Linked DNA regions of Homo sapiens: region 1 is linked to region 2. Evidence: read pairs that join two places in POLR2A ChIA-PET (ENCODE). Cell type or tissue: IMR-90. All regions are shown on one strand. Links, peaks and the distances in the headings refer to the core of each region. The heading gives the core; the rest is flanking DNA. Region 1 overlaps TSPAN14 (tetraspanin 14). Region 2 overlaps SH2D4B (SH2 domain containing 4B).

Region 1 (8,645 bases), core at 4,228-6,727, 95 kb before region 2:
CTGTAGGGGCAGCCACCTTTCCTAGAAGCAGGAGCAGGTAGCGATACCCAGGCAGGCCTGGTCCTCCCCACTTTTGTGGGACTCGGGGATTGAGCTTGCAGGCATAGGGGTGTAGAAAGCAGTGGTAGCGAGGTGACTGAAGGTGGACTCCCACTGGGGATGGGATTGAGTGTGGGGCTAGATCCCTGGTCTGTAGAAGGGAGTAGGAACCCTGTTAGTTAAATTTTCCCCCTCAGGCCACGTTAGTAGGATTTTGAAGAGTCAGCCACACTGTGGCTCTTGATTTTGTGCCTGGTCACCTGCTTGGTCTCTGGTGATTTCCCTCGGGGCCAGCAGACACTGTTGGAGGTGGTGAGGCCTCAGGTTCTTCTGCTTCATGGTTAACTCACTCTGCTTAGGCATATTTCCACCTTTTCCAGGGCCTCCGTTTTTCTGCCAGTGGATTGAGAGGTGGTGGTGGTCTCCAGCAGTGGTCTCACTCTTGGCAGGCTATCAGAGTACCCAGGGAGCTGCGTAGAATGAAGTTTTGAGAGTCTTTGGTCTAGGTGAATGCCAGCGTTTCAGTTTGCTTATCTTCCATTATAGTAGTGTCCTCTGTAACTGTGAATCAGGGAGGTTATTCATAATATCTCCACATCCATTTTCTCCCTTAATTGCGTATGCTTTTGATTTAGACAGGGCAAGTAGCCATTTTGGTGGAGCGCAGGCCCTGGCAGGGGGGCAGTGTCCAGTGCCGCTCTCAATTAAACGTGAAGATGTGAAGATGAATAACACTGTCCAGCTTGCAGAGTGGACGGTGGTGAGGCAAGCTTTCAAGTTGCACCTACTTTCTAGTTGAGTGACCTACACAAGTCTTTGATTTTTTTTTTTTTTCTTCCTGGAAAAAAAAAGTTGTCTACTTTTCTCATCTGTAAAGTGAGAAGAATCAAGTCTGCCTTTTCTGTCTCACGGGGTTGCAGTGAAGCATTAGTACCCTGAGAAGCAAGATCCAAAGCCCCTGAGTTAGGCCTGACACTGGTGTGAGACAGCTGCCATCTCTGGCGGCACTCAGCAAGTGTTCACCAGCAGCTGATTCTGGGAACCTCACTTCCTCCGCCCTTGGGCTTGGTGGGGTTGGGTAGGGTTGGGTGGGGCTGTGGTTTTCTTTTAGGAGGCAGCAGGCCAGGCCTGGAGACCAGAGCTTAAGTGGGCCTGGGCAGGCTGGGGTTGAAACTCTTCACCCCTTGCGGTCTGTACTGCCTCCCAACTGAGCAGCCAGGGAGAAGGCCTAGAGCCTGTGCCTTTCAGCTAGATAGCTGGAGGAACTGGCTCCTCCCTCCTTAGGCTGTGCTGGCCTGAGCTGGGAGCCTGAGAGCTGGGGCAGTTGTCTCTAAAGTGGCTTCTGGGATTCTGGTAAGAGGTGAGCTCCTGGTGCTGCCTCAGAGTCTTTGTGTTTCCTGGCATTTGGGAGAGCTGGAGTTGGGCTGTCCTGCATGGGTAAGGTTTGGGGAGGGACTGGAACAAGGGGCTAGTGAACCTTCTCTGGGTTTTTCCTGCCTGACTATGCGTTGACAGTCCCAGCTGTTGGGCCTGTGCTCCTGTACACTGCACGGCCTTGAGAGGAGTTCGGAGCCCTAACATCCAGGAGAGAGGCCCCACAGCAGTGGAAGGAAATGGGCCTCTCCCGAATCTCTTGTTTGTACCCCGAGGTCTGAGTGGTGATCCTGGGGATGCTATGGGACTCTCAGCAGTAGGAGTGTGTCTGTCCCCAGTCTGGGTGCCCACCAGCTGTGCTGAGGGTCCTCTCCTGTGTCCCTGGGCCAGGCAGACAGGGTCTTTTTCTGGGGCTTGTTAGGGGAGGTCAGCCACAGCCCCAGACCAAGTAATTTACACACCCTGAGTGAGGGGTGGGAGCAGTGGGTCCAGGAAGACTTAGGGAGCTGGTGAAAGAAAAACTTAATTCTGACACTTGTTAAACTGGTAAGGTAGACTGTATCAGGACTATTACGATAGATGTAGGAATTATCGCAATGGATTTTGCAGTAGAGGGGAGAGAGTGGGCCAACTCCAAATACAACAAAGAAAAGTGGGAACTTATAGCCAAGGAGCGGAGTGTGGGGGCTCCTGAAAATTTCTAAGAGGGTAGGGAAATTTTTACTAAACTTAGCTAACTGAATTCTTGCTGCAGGCAGGCCAGGGTGATCAGGTTTTACCTGGGAGATAGTACAGGATGAGAAATACGTTCAGATATCCAGGGTGATTAGATATTGAGGTTGGGGGATTCTGGTTAACAGGAGTTTTGCTAAAACTAGGCTCTTAGAGAGAATGGAGTTAGGAACCCTAGGTCAGGACCAGATGAGTAGAGGGCTCAGAGGAATAAAGTTTGGTGAGGGACAGAATCTCTGTCAGTATCCCGTGGTTGGCAGTGTCCTGTCCATTCTTCTTGCACTGGCCTGTCCCTCAGGAGACAGGTGTGAGTGGTCCTGAGCTTGGGCCAGTGTAAGAGTAGGGGACAGGTTTCTCTCCTTGTAGGTGTCCCTTCTTGTAAGTGTCACTCTCTTTTTTTCCAGAAACCTTGGTCCTTTTCAGCATCTGCTGGCCCCTTGTCCCTTGGCTCCCTTGCTCTTGGCCTGCTGGATTTCCCCTCTGCACCCAGGAAATCGCATGGACCTGGGTCCTTGTTTCCCTACAGCCCACCAATTTTGCTGCTTTTTTCTGCCCCCTGAAGCTGAGCTCCTGCTGCAATTTGTGTTCCCTGCTCTCCCTGTCCTGGGCAAACCAGTCTGACAACTTTGTGGTTCTCGCTCCCGCCTCCATCAGCCTGGGGATTGACTGTCCCATTTGTCTGAGCTGGGCAGAGGGAGGTGCTGTGGGGGATCTCTTCCTCTTGCCTGGACTGCACACTCCTGCTGCCTTCTAGCCGGAGCTCCTGGGCATTTTGCCTATGGGAGCTTCACCAGCTTCCTTCTGTCTGAGGCCTACAAGTCCCTGCCTCCAGCCTACCTTGTTCCTCCTCCATGAGTGAGGCTCCTCCTTTTCTCTCTGGCCCTCCTGTCTACTTGATCAGACTCTGCCTCTCTTGAGGGCCGGCTCCCTCCAGCCTACCCTGCACAGGTGACCCTGTTTGGCCTGCCTCCTTTTCTTGAGGCTGATCTTGTCTCAACAGTCAGCTTTTCAGGAACCAGGCCCTTGCTGTTGTAAGGAAAACCTGTCGGCTGTGGATGGGGCCTTCCCTCCTTCCTAAAGGCTCTGTAGCCAGCTTCCACCCTTGCAGTGGAACAGTGGTGGTGCCAGAACCCTGCTCTCTGCAGCCATCCTGCCTACCACAGTCATTGTGTTTTGTAACTCTAGTAGCTTCTTGTGAAATACAAGTGATGGTATAAACGTGGATAGGTTTTTGAGGGGGGCATGCCAAAATCAGAGTTGGTGGTAGTGGTGGGGGATTCATTCCCAAGGGCTCTGGGGTGCTAAGTGTGTGAGCAAAGAGGAACAAGTGGCATGTGCCCAGGATGGGGTGGGGCGGGCAGGTTTAGTTGAGGGCTCCTCTGGTGTAGGGTAGCCCTGACGCTCCCCTCCATGGCATGACTGATGAGGTGGCAAAGGCAGGTGCCAGGATTTGGTGTGTTGAAGATTAGTGCCTGGGTTGGGCTCTGCTCACTCCTGCAGAAAGACGGTTGGAGAGGGGCTGGTCTTGGTTTCACAGAGGATTGTGGGATTACAGGCAAGACCTGCTGAGGGCTTGCACTGAGCCACCGAGAGGAGCAGAAAGAGATACGAGGGCTTCAGGTGCCAGTATGGTTCTCACTGTTGTGAGATCTCATTTGTGCCTTTTTTTTTTTTCCTTCAGACAGGGTCTCACTCTGTTGCCCAGGCTGGAGTGCAGTGGCCCTATCACAGCTCACTGAGGCCTCCACCTTCCTGGCTCAAGTGATCCTCCCGCCTCAGCCTCCTGAGTAGCAGGGACCACAGGCATGCAGCACCACACCCAGCTAATTTAAAGAATTTTTTGTAGAGATTGGATCTTGCTATGTTGCCTAGGCTGGTGTCAAACTCCTGGGCACTTGATTTGTGCTTCTTAATTCAGGGGCTACTTATTGAACATATTTAGCAGTCTTCAGAAAGCATCTTATTCTGTAAGGGGAACCAAATATACCCATTCCCCCTCTCTGGCCTTCTTTCCCTGTGGTCTGGGCGGTCTTTGAGCTTGAGGTCATTAGGAGGTGTTTATTTCTGTCCGCCCTGGTGGCCTAGGGCGTAGGAATGGGGTGGGATGGGATGGGATGGGGTGGGGTGGGGTGGAGGAGTTATTCTACATAGATAGAGTTCTGTTTATGCAGCACTCCCTGCCATACACATCTCTCACTCAAATGGTCTGGCCAGTCCTGGTTCTAATGGTCATTGTGTCATTCCCCTCAGCAGCAGGAAAGGCTGGAATGGTTTTTGTATTGTTCCTTAGGGGGAAAAATCACTTGGAGGAAGTATATCAGTGCTTCTGAGTGCAGAGTATTTATTGACACGTCAGTTAAAGGAAGCTTTTAAACAACATATATGTATCTCTTTAGTGAGGAATAAATCTACAAGTGCATCTCACAGCTCCATTTTGCAGCTTCCATTTCCTGGAAGGTACATGGAGTTTAGTGGTTAGGGAATGGGGTTTTGAGCTGGGATTTTGGAGAAACTGTTTTTAGCCTGTCCTTGGAATTGGGCCAGGCCTAGAAATCTGTTGAAATAGCTTTCTTTAGTTGCTGAAACTGGGATGTGTTCATAGCACTAGGACCTCGAGCTCCACTGATGACTGAGTGGGGAGGGCTCAGAGAAGGGTCCCTGTGGATGCCCGGGATGCCTGGGTTTCAGTCCCGTCTCCTGCATCGCCTACATTGCCTGAATCTTAGGGTCTTACAGATTTATCATGAAGTGGGCTTGGCAGCAGATGGTCTGGTTTCTTTTGTGCCTTTGTCAGAATCTGTTCTTGCTCTTCTTAGGAAAACTTTCTATTTCAGGACTTGGGGTGGAGTCGAAAGCAGGGAGCCCTGTGAGTTGGTGAGTCTGTATCCCTGAGGCTGCCACTGCCTGACCCCCTCCTTCCCCTTGTTTCGTTTCCCCTCCCCATTACTCTGCCTTGTTCTAGGGAAACACCAGAAGCTGCCTGCAGACAGCTACGGGTAAAATTGTGTGTCCAGCCACAAACTTTAGGCATTTTAAATATTAATTTAGGTTTAACATTTTTATTTACAAAAATGTATACATGATGAAAAACACATAACAAAGATACACGGTGAAAACTCCTATTTCTATCCCTGACCCCTTCAGTTCTGCTCCCCTGAGGCCGCTGTCACCAGATGTTCAGTGCCTAGTCAAGCATGACTGTATTCCTCTCTTGTTTATTACCCCAGTGGTATACTAATTATGCTGTTTTGCACTTCCTGATTTTTACTCTGAGAATTTATCCCAGGATTGTTCCATTTTAGCACACATAGTTTAGTCCATTCTTTTTAACAGCAGTGCATGATTCTGCTGCACAGTGAATGATGACTCACTTTACCAGCTCTCTATTGATGGATTTTGAGGTTGCTTTCAGTGTTTTGTTTCTATAGGCTAAGCTGCAGGAGTGTCTTATGCATGCTGCAGGTCTGTAGTGGAAATGACTAGATGTGGAGTTACTGCATTAGGTGTGTAAAAGGAAAAGAAACATGCGGCTTTGATTCCGAAAGGGGGAATGAAAGTTTACAAAGTTTTCTTTTGGAGGGATCTTGGCCTTCTACAGAGACAAGAGCTGGAGAAACTACTGGGAAGGCATGAGAGGTGCCAGCGTGTTGGTTCCCACCCAAGTCCATCTTTGGTTCAGTTCAGGCCAGCCTGTCTCCGTGACCTCCATATTTACAGCCCTTGGCTGGCCCTCTGGCTCATGCAGCCTGTGCCCCTAAAAGTGTGAGGAGTCAGCCAGAGCGAGTTGGGGTGTAGGGAGGCGGGGAGCAGGCTTCTCATAGTGGGTTCCAGCAACCTCACGACTTTGCAGGACCTATGTGGGGTGTGAAGGGGGAGCGTTGGTTGCAGCAAGCTGGAGCTGGCGTCAGCTTTTAGAGGAGCAGATTTTCCCGCAGTGTCAGGGGTTGGTGTGAGGATCGGCCTCCTTCTCTGGCCTCCCTTGGCCTTTCGCTGCTCTGCACACCTCCCTGTTCAGGCCGCCTTGGGCCTGGTTGCCACCCTGTGATTTTAAAAGCCTGTGTAAAAGGCACCTGGTGAAAATAATAGATGGGTTTTGTGTTTTGAGCGGGAGCTTCCTTTCAGAACAGAAATGGGGTACGGTTCTTCCTGGGATGGGTGGGGAAGGAGGGACAGTCGTGAGAGCATGTTGGAGGTGCCCACTCTGTGTTGGGAGCTCTCTGGTTGTTTCCCTGTGTGGCTTTCACTGCCCCATGCCAGGGCAGGGTGGGAAGCAGGGAGACTTTAGGGCTGGCTGGCAGATAGACCTCCTAAATAGACCCTGACCTGGTGGGTTTGAGGCTTGTGTCCCTGCCATGGCTCTCCCACCCTTCTACTCAGAGAACTTCTCACCATTGCGGTTACATGCAGTCCCCGTGAGAAGGCCAGAGCTTCCCATGTGCAGCTCATTGTCTGGGCCTGGGTCCTTGGTAGCACAGAGGTTTCTATTGTGGCCTGGTGGCAGTGAGGGCTGACCTGTGGAGCTGAGGAGGCGGGACCTGGGGCCTCACAGTGGAGCTATTCAGGGGCTCTGCCCTGGTTTCCTGCTGCTTCCCATTGTAGATTTTTTTGGGGGAAGGGTGGGAGGGAACTAGAGAAGGAGGAGAGTGGGAGAGGGAGTGGTCAGTGCAACTATTGTTGCTGGTAGCAGGAGCCCTTTATGCTTAATAGAGGTCCATTTGCAGACAGCCTTGAGCCACTCCAAGGCCCATCATGTGTTCTCAGATTCTAGTTTCTGCCTCTGTCAAGATCCCCCTTCGCCCTTCTCAAGTCCCTGTGCTTGCCTGGAACACCTCTGGGTAAGAGTTCTGAGCAGCTGGGCAAGGAGCAGGAGTGGCCGGTGCCAGGCTTGTCGGCCACCTGCCCACTGCTTTGGGGAGTGAGTTCTGCCGAGTCTTCCCGGCCCAGCTGTGCCCTTGGGTGGGGGCCAGGCACGTGCCTGGGTTGCTATTAGTCTCCCAGGCCCCCCACTTGCTTTGTGCCTCAGTGCTCAGCCCAGTGCTCCCGTTCCTCACGCGAGCACTCAGCTGCTGAAAAGCCTGTGTGCTGGCAGCTCAGCCTGCAGCCACCCCCGCTGCAGGAGCCACAGCCATTTTCCTTTGTTCTGCCATCTCCGGGCTCTTGAATCTCAGGCTGGCAGTGGGCAGCAGGCAGCCAGCACACAGCGCTGGTGGGGTGGAAACCCTTGTGACATGAATCTGCCCACTGAGCCAAAGGCATGGCAGCCCCCTGGCTGCACCCCTAATTCCTCTGGCTGTACCCCTATCTCCCAGCCATGCTGAGAGAAGCACAGAGTATCCCCTCTTACTGGATCAGAAAGATAGTGACACCTACAGTGGGAACAGAGAGAGGTCTCACCTGTTTTGGGCCACTGAGGTGCACACTAAAGAGAGAGAGAGTTAGCCTCCGGGTCTTTGGCAGAAAAAGCCACTCTCAGGCACAAAGGATGCTCGTTCTTAATCTCCTGGTCTTTGTTGAAAACAGAGGCAGGATTGGTTAAGAATATTTTTTATTTTGGTCCTTATGGTTGTGAGGACCTTTCTCTAACTGAGGGGAACTGTACCCTGCTTCTTCACATCTGAATCTCTCCCTTCTCTCCCCCACCACTTTTTGGTGGGCAAAATGAGCATTCTCTTTTGGGGTACAATTTCAGCTATGTGTGGGGTTGCAGGCGGGGTGAAGGCCACTCTCACCCGCTGTCTGACTTCTCTATCTGAGGTGTGCCCGCCCCAACCCATACTGTCTCCTTTCTAAACCACAGACAGAATCTGTAAGGCACCTGCCTTTGAAATAGAGTTGTTTTGTATAGAACTCATAACTCCCACTAGTTTTCATGTGTTTAGCATTATAGCTTACCCTTTCAAAACCCATCCTGGCTGTCTTATTTGATTCTCTTATCAGCCAAGTCTTACAAATCAAGAAGCAAGCCTCAGCCCCAGATAGGGTTGCACCTTGGAGTGTCCTCATTTTATTTTATTTTTTGACATGGAATCTTGCTCTGTTGCCCAGGCTGGAGTGTAGTGGCATGAATATGGTTTAGTGTAGCCCCCACCTCCCAGGCTCAAGTGATCCTCCTGCCTCAGCTTTCCCAGTAGCTGAAACCACAGGCACGCATCACCATGCGCGACTAATTTTTAAAAATTTTTCATAGAGACGAACTCTTGCAATGTTGCCTTGGCTGGTCTCGAACTCATCTTCTGGGTTCAAGCTGTCCGTCTGCCTCGGACTCCCAAAGTGCTAGGATTACAGGTGTGAGCCACAGCACCCAGCCCTCATTTTAACAAATGTTGTAGCACCTACAAGACTCAAAGTAAAAAGAGCTGGTGCTCATCGTGAAAGGCATTGAAACACCCCCACTTTGGTGGGGGGTGGGGTATGTTAACAGAAAAACCAAAGTCTCTAAAATATTTTAAAGAGGTTTATTCCAATCCAGTGAGTGTCTGCGTCCTGGGAAAAGCACGGTC
Region 2 (8,645 bases), core at 3,409-5,908:
TGTTGGGGCAGCCGCTTCCTCGCAGGATTCTCTGAGAGGGGCCGTATCCTCAGCATGGGTCCTGCCTTTAGGAGCTGGTGCTGTAGGCACAGAGGGGGACATCTGCACTGTATCTTGTGGTCCATAGTGTCTCCTGGTTTCTTACTGTTCTGAAGTTCTGATTCAATCTCTTTATAACCAGCTAGCATTACCAAATGTGTCAGTTCAGGTTCTCCAGAGAAACAGAACCAATTGGATGTACGTGTGTGTGTGTGTGTGTGTGCTTACATAATTATTTTAGTTTGTTTTAAGGAATTGGTTCATGTGATTGTGGGGCTTGTCAAGTCTGAAATCTGTAGGACAGCCCAGCAAGGTGGAAACTCAAGCAGCATTTCTATGTTACAGTCTTGAGGCAGAATTTCATCTTGGGGAAATCTCCATTTTTTTGCTCTTAAGGCTTTTAACTGCTTGGGTGAGGCTTACCCACATGTGGAAGGTAATCTGCTTTATCTAAAGTCAACTGATTGAAAATGCTAATAACATCCATAAAATGGCTGGGCGCGGTGGCTTACGCCTGTAATCTCAGCACTTTGGGAGGCCGAGGCGGGTGGATCACAAGGTCAGGAGATCAAGACTATCCTGGCTAACACGGTGAAACCCCGTCTCTACTAAAAATACAAAAAATTAGCCGGGCGTAGTGGTGGGCACCTGTAGTCCCAGCTACTCAGGAGGCTGAGGCAGGAGAATGGCGTGAACCCAGGAGGCGGAGGTTGCAGTGAGCCGAGATTGCGCCACTGCACTCCAGCCTGGGCGACAAGGCGAGTCTCAAAAAAAAAAAAAAAAAAAAAAAAATCCATGAAATAACTTTACAGTAAAACCTAAGCAACTAGGCACTATAACCTACTTAAGTTGACATAAAATTCACCATCACAGCATGTAATTAATTCCACTCATATGTAGCAAGGACCTACTGTGTGCAGTGTGCTTCCGCTATGAGAGATGCCAGGGTTTTGCTCATCAGACTCCTACAATATAGCTGGGTGGCCAGGCTTTTCAATAAGGACATCCTTTAGGAGGATTCTTCCAAATCATCTCCAAGAGAACAAGAACAGCAAGTACGGTCTAGAACCAGGAAGCTGTCTGCAGCCAGAGTTGTTTCTCTCCCCGCCTACTGTTCACATTTCTCTCCCTGCCTACTGTTCACATTTCTCTCTGTGCACTTGCTTCTGCAGACCAGGTTCCAATGCTGTCCATCTGCAAACACAGCCCCCTAATGCTGTCCAGGGTCTGAATCCATGTGGCCTTCCATTTCCAAGATCCATTATTGTCTTTAAACTGAGAGGCTTCATGCCTCTCAGTTTGAATTCCATTCAGTGGGAGTCTGATTGGTCTAGCTCTGGTGCATACCTGTGAGTAAAGAAGCTGAGGTCATGGAGGAGGAGGGGTTGCTGCTGCTTTTCCGTTGAATGTCGTGGGGAAATTGCTAATATCTCTGCTGTGAACCGTTTTGTCCTAGTCGGCCTGAAGCTTTCCTAGTTTTAAAACTGAAAGTCCTGCATCTGAGGAAGGCCCTCAGTTCCAAGCAAACTGGTACTATTGGTCACCCTACCTCTGCTATGTTAAACACACCCACGTGAAAGCTTCAGAAGAAAATGTGGGTTTAAGAACAGGTGGGTTTAAGAACAGGCGTGTTCGTGCCATATTAGTGCAGAGGAGGAAGGTAAGAGAAGGAAAATCTCCCTAGGTTATTTCTGGATGCAGTGACCTTGCAGCTGGGTTGTGAAGGAAACCCAGGTAAGACGATGTGATGAACATTTATGGCTTGGGCTTTCCAGCATTGTTAAGTGGAAAGTGCCTTTTTATTTGCAGGGAAATCTGAGTATATATACATATATGACCTTTCTCACTCCTTGACAGCTACAATGTGGACGTATATATGGTGCAAATTAAGAGTCAAGTTCTTTTTTTTTTTGCACATGAATGTCTAATTTTTCTAGTACTATTTGTTGAAAAAAATCCTTTCTCCATTGCATTATCTTGGCACTGTTGAAAAGCAATTGACCATGTACGTGTGGGACTATTTCAGGACTCTCCATACTATTTCATTGATTGTGTATGTCTACTCTTGCACAAATACCACATTGGCTGTTGCTTTATGATAAATCTTCAAACAGTACCTTTATAGTAAATCTTAAAACAAATTGCATGAGTCATTCAGCTTTGTTCTTTTCAACATTGTTTTGACTATTCTAGGTCCTTTGCTTTTACACATAAGTTAGAATTAGCTTGTCAATTCTGTAAAAAGCTTTCTGGGAATCTGTAGATCAACCTGGGATGAATTGGCACATTAACACTATTGAGTTTTTCAATCCATGAAAAAGGTGTATTGCTCCATTTATTTAGGTCGTCAATTTCTTTCAGCAATGTTTTGTAGATTAGATCACACATTTTGTTAATATCTCTTAGTATTTCATGTTTTCTGATGCTATTGTAAATGGCACCTTAAAATTTAACTTTTAATTATTTGTTGCTAAAATACAGAAATACAATGGATTTTTGTGTATTAACCTTATAGCTTGTGACCTTGCTAAAAATCACTGATTAATTTGAATATCTTTTTTTGGTAGATTCTTTGAGATTTTATAGGTAAATGATTATGTCATATGCAAATGGAGACAAATTAAGTTTTCTCTTCAATATTCACAACTTTTATTTAATTTTCTTGCCTTATTGTACTGATTAGGGTCTTCAGTCTAATGTTAAATAGATATGGAGAGAGCTAACAACCTTGCCTGTTCCTAATCTTAGAGGGAAGTATTCAATCTCCGGTCATTAAGTATGATGTTAACTGTAGGTTTTCATAGATGCATTTATCAGAGTGAGGAACTACCCTCTATTTCTAGTTTGCTGAGAATCTTTACTAGGAATGGATATTGAATTTGTCAAATGTTTTTCTGTAACTACTGAGATGATCATAATTTGTTCTTTTTTAGTCTGCTGATAGGACTATTTTGATCGATTTTTGAATGTTGAACCAACCTTAAATTCCTGATAAAATCATATATGGTCATGATAATTTATCCTTTTTATATATTTCTGAATTTAATTTGCTAATACTTTATTAAGATTTTAAAAAATCTGTGTGATAGATATTGTTCTGTACTTTTCTTGAAATGTGTTTAGTTTAATATCAGGGTAATGTCAACCTGAAGAAATGTGTTAGAATATATTCTCTCCTCTTCCATTTTCTGGAAGTGTTTGTATGCATTTGGTATTATTTCTTCCTTAAATGTTTGATGGAATTTACCAGTAATGTCTTTCATTGTGGGCAGATTTTAACATATAAATTCAAGTTCTATAGTGGACATAGAGCTATTCAAGGTGTATGTTTCTTCTTTAGTGAACTGTTGTATATTTTGCATCTTTCAAATAATTTGCTTATTTTATCTAAGTTATCAACTTGATATAAAGTTGCTCATAAAATTCCCTTGTCTGTAGGATCTTTAGTGATGACCTCTCTTTCATGCCTGAAAGTTGTGTCTTCTCTCTTACTATCTTGATCAGTCTGCTGAGAAATTTATCAATTTCGCCAGTGGCTTCAAAAACTAATTTTCGTTTGTTTTATTGTGGTTTCTTTTTGTTTCTCTGTTTTCCATTTTATCAGTTTCTACCATTATCTTTATTATTTCTTTCTTACTTTTACTTTTGGATTTAATTTGTTCTTGTTTTCAAGTTTCTTAGTGTGGGAGCTTAGACCATTGATTTGAAACATTCCTTTCTAATATAAGCATTTGATGCTATAAATGTCTTTCAGTGCCCTGCTTTAACTACATCACATGAATTTTTACATGTTATTTAAAATATTTCTTCAATTAAAATATTTTATAATTCACCTTGTGATTTTTTTTTTAAAATTCATGGGCTACTTAGAATTGTGTTCTTTAGTTTCTGAATATTTGAAAGAAATTTTTTCAAGTATCTTTTTGTCATTGATTTCTAGATTTATTCCACTGTGGTCAGAGAACATAACACACATGATTTCAAATATTTTATGCTTGTTGATTTTTTTTTCAATAGCTGAGAATCCTATCTATCTGGGTGAATGTTCTGTATGTACTTGAAAGAGAAAGTATTCAGCTGTCATGTGAAGTGTTCCATAAATGTCAGTTAAGTTGGTTGATAAAGCTGTTTAGATCTTCTATAGCTTAATTTTTCCTACTTATCCTATTAATCACCAGAGGAAACTTTTTAAAAAGCAGCTTTATTGAGATGTTATTAATATGCCATATAATGATCATGCATTTATTTATTTATTTATTTATTGAGAAAGAGTCTCACTTTGTCACCCAGGCTGGAGTGCAGTGGTTCAGTCTTGGGTCACTGCAACTTCCATCTTCTGGGCTCAAGTGATTCTCCCACCTCAGCCTCTCAGTTGCTGGGACTACAGGTGCGTACCACCACATACCCAGCTAATTTTTGTTTTTTTCTTGGTAGAGACAGGGATTTGCCATGTGGTCAAGGCTGGTCTTATGTGGTTAAGGCTGGTCTTGAACTCCTGGGCTCAAGCAATCTGTCCAACTTGGCTTTCCAAACTGCTAGGATTACAGGTGTGAGCCGCTGCACACAGCCTTAAGTCATGCACTGAAAGCATACAATTTAATAGTTTTTAGTATGTTCATAGATATGTGCAACCATTTGTTGCTTGTACTTTTGCTGTCATATTTAAGAAACCCTTGTTTCTGAGGTCATGAAGGTCTAACCGGAGCATGAAGATTTATGCTTATATCTATAATTTTCAGTTATTAAGATAGAGTAGCACATAATATTCTTTTATAATCACTTCTTGTTTTATATTGTCTTTTCATTTCTAATGGTATATATTTTTGTTTTATTTAATTTTTACTTAGGTATGCCAGGCAGTTTCTTATTTTATTACATTTTCCAAAAAACAAATGTTTAGTTGTATTTATACTATATATGCTTTGTATTTTACTAATCTTAGCTTTTGTCTTCATTTGTTCCTTCTTCCTACTCTCTTTTATCTTATTTTATTGTTCTTTTTCTAATATCTCAAATTGAAAATTAGCTTATTCACATTATATCTTTTTTACAATGCTTTTAAAATTTCTCATTATAAAACATTTGAATGAACAGGCACAGTAGAAAATAATATTATAAATACCCATGGGCCCACAGTATATTTATCAAATGTTAACGTTAGTGTCTTATTTGTTTTTATTTAAACAATTCAGATTCAGTTGAGACCTACTTTGGTGCCTTTCTACAATCTTGCTCCCCATCTCTTATGCAACCCTTATTGCAAATTCAATGTTTATCATGCTTATATCTGTTTCTTACTGTAATATAGACTTTGTCCATAAGCAATATGTTGCTTAATCATTATATAAATGGCATTATATGATTATACTATGATAACCTGAATTTAATTTTGTGGTCCTGCATTTTTTTTTTTTTTTTTTGAGACAGGGTCTCACTCTATCACCCAGCCTATAGTGTAGTGGTATGATCATGGCTCACTGTAGCCTTGACCTCCTGGGCTCAAAGGATCCTCCTGCCTAAGCCTCCCGAGTAGCTGGAACTACACGCATGCACCACCACGTCTGGCTAATTTTTTTACATTTTGCAGAAATAGGGTTTCACTGTGTTCCTAGGCTGGTCTCAAACTCCTGGGCTCAAGTGATCCTCCCACCTTTGCCCCCCCAGAGTGGTTCTGCATTTTTAAAAGAGCTGTAACTATGTTGTTGAAATCTATTTTCTTGCTATATAGTACTGTATTTTTAAAATACACCTTTTTTTTTTTTTTTTTTTTGAGACGGGGTCTGGCTCTGTCGACCAGGCAGGAGTGCAATGGCGTGATCTCAGCTCACTTCAAGCTCCGCCTCCCAGGTTCACGCTATTCTCCTGCCTCAGCCTCCCGAGTAGCTGGGACTACAGGTGCCCGCCACCTCGCCCGGCTAATTTTTTGTATTTTTAGTAGAGACGGGGTTTCACCATGTTAGCCAGGATGGTCTCGATCTCCTGACCTCGTGATCCACCTACCTCGGCCTCCCAAAGTGCTGGGATTACAGGCGTGAGCCACCGTGCCCGGCTGCACCTTTTTTTTATTTTTATTTTTTAAAGTAAGGCTATTCATCATTTTTCAATTCATGTATAGGAATTATTTATATATTCTTAGATTTTTTTTTTTTTGAGACAGAGTCTTGTTTTGTCACCCAGGCTTTGGTATAATGGCATGATTATAGCTCACTGCAGCCTTGAACTCCTGGGGCTCAAGCCATCCTCCAGCCTAAGCCATCCTCCAGCCTCAGCCTTCCAAGTAGTTGGGACTATAGGTGCATACCACCACACCTGGCTAATTTTTTTTTACTTTTTGTAGAGACAGGGGGTCTTGCTTTGTGACCCAGGCTGGTCTTGAACTCCTGGCTTTGAGCAATTCTCCTGCCTTAGCCTCTCAAAATGCTGGAATTATAGGCCTGAACCACCGTTCCTGGCCAAGCTTTTTTTTTTTTTTTTTTTTTTTTTTTTAGGATTTTGTAAGACAATTAAGCTCTGATACACTGGTGGTGATTCTCAAAGTGTTGTTCCTGAATTCCTGGGGTCTGTGAGGATTTTCCTGGAGGTCTTCAAGGTCAACACTATTTTCACAATAACACTAAGAGGTTATTTACTTTCTTTTATCTTTACATTTGTACTAATAATGCAAAATCAATAGTGAGTGAATCTTTGGTGGTAGTCATTGTATTTTTCACCATCACACACTCTCGATAAAATCAATGATGGTTTCATTCCTTGGTGAAACAGTAAACTTCGTACTGTGTGACAAAATGGGAAGTATGCATGAAGCATTTCTGTTGCAAACTGATGTATGATGAGTGTTTTGAGAAAAGCATGTGTGATTGTTCAAATTATTTGCTGAACTAGCCTCTTTATTTGTGGAACACCATTTTTACTTGAAGAAACACTGACAGACAAGCTATATATGTTTTTTCAGACTTGGGTATTTGAAAATAAAGTGAATCTGTCACTTCAAGGAAAACAACGGATAGAATTCATGCCAATGATAAAAATTCAGCTTTAAAGCAAAAATTAAAATTTTTGGAAAACTTGTGTCTGCCACAATGGGCTTATTAGTTTCCAAATACATAATGACTTTTCTTGTAAGATTCATGGTGATATTTACAAATGTGACTTTTCAGATGTTGCAAAATAAAATAAGTCAGTGTTTGGAAGATCTGCTTGACTCAATGAACCAATATTCTCTAAAGAACCAATGAGTAATGTTGCAAAATTATGCATGGGTAAAAGATTCATTCAAAATGAAAAATAAACCAATGGATTTTCAACTTATTTTGCTTTTTAAATATTAAACTTTTTATTTTGAATTAACTTTAGACTTACAGAAGAGTTGCAAAGTAGTTCAGAGAATTCTCATATACCCAGCTTCCTTTTATGGTAACATGTTATGTCACTAAGGTACCCTGATCAAAACTAAGAAATTAACATGGCTAATAAATATCAATACAACAAAGTACAATAAATTTATTGATATGGTTTCAGATACCACATTGCAACTAACATTTAAGAAACTACAACTTGTTTGAGTTTTGATGTAGTATCAGAGATTATCTGAAAAAAATGATTAATTCCTTTTTCTTTTTTCCCAACTACATAACTGGATGAAGTCCAATTTTTCAAAATATACTTCAACCAAAATTACATTTTGCAACAGACTGAATGCAGGAGCAGATATGAGTAATCCACCTGCTTTCTATTAAGCTGGGCATTGAATAGATTTGCAAAAATGTAAAGCAAGGCCACTCACTCTTCCAATTACACACACACACACACACACACACACACACACACATATATAAAAATTCCAAAATCTCCTAATCCCCCTCCCTGCCCACAGCCCCCATCCCCTAGTAACAACTTTAAAAAATTCCACATGCAAGTGAGATAATGTGGTATTTGTCTTTCTGTGCCTGGCTCATTTCACTTAACATAATATCCTCCAGATTCATCCATGTTCTCACAAATGACAGAATTACCTTCTAAGGCTGAATAATACTCCACTGTGTACAAGTAAGTCCTTACTTAACATCACTGATAGGTTCTTGGAAACTGTGACTTTAAGTGAAATGACAAATATCAAAATCAGTTTTTTCTCATGAACGTTTTAACAAAATGACATTGAATCAAATGACATTATTTAAAAGACTGACTGTATGTTGTTTTGCTTACAGTTGCAGTTTCCAAGAACCTATCAATGATATTATGTGAGGACTTACTTAATACATACCACATTTTCTCTATCCATTTCTCTGTTTATAATCACTTAGGTTGATTCCATATCTTGGCTATTGTGCATAATGCTGCAGTGAATATGGGAGTTCAGATAACTCTTCAGCATACGGATTTCATTTCCTCTGGATATTTATCCAGTAGTGGGATAACTGGATCATAGGATACTTCAATTTGTAATTTTTTTCAGGAACCTTCATACTATTTTCCGCAATAGCTGTACTAATTTATGCTCCCACCAACAGCGTAAAAGGCTCCCTTTTCTCAACATCCTCTTCCACATTTGTTACCTTTCATCTTTTTGATAATAGCCATTCTTACAGGTGTGAGGTGATATCTCA

The links. Peaks named below come from ENCODE experiments on the same cell type or tissue, not always from the same donor. Only the 100,000 strongest peaks of a DNase experiment are listed, where the experiment ranks them.
Region 1: POLR2A ChIA-PET joins it to region 2 with 6 read pairs; 2 of 35 experiments call an interaction of 5 or more read pairs at or near these places.

Annotation. Positions count from the first base shown.
Region 1 is chr10:80,458,109-80,466,753 of GRCh38, forward strand. All of the region lies in intron 1 of TSPAN14 (tetraspanin 14), which reads left to right. Among named protein-coding and RNA genes, the nearest start is that of TSPAN14, 8.1 kb to the left of the region's middle. RefSeq lists enhancers at 35-114, 2,998-3,077, 6,663-7,234, 7,235-7,806 and a silencer at 4,645-4,939. In IMR-90, for the core only: no CTCF peak of the experiment used is centred there; a DNase peak (open chromatin) is centred at 5,483; H3K27ac peaks cover 1,569 bases.
Region 2 is chr10:80,554,197-80,562,841 of GRCh38, forward strand. The region is part of intron 1 of SH2D4B (SH2 domain containing 4B); the gene reads left to right. Among named protein-coding and RNA genes, the nearest start is that of SH2D4B, 21 kb to the left of the region's middle. In IMR-90, for the core only: no CTCF peak of the experiment used is centred there; no DNase peak of the experiment used is centred there; H3K27me3 peaks cover 203 bases.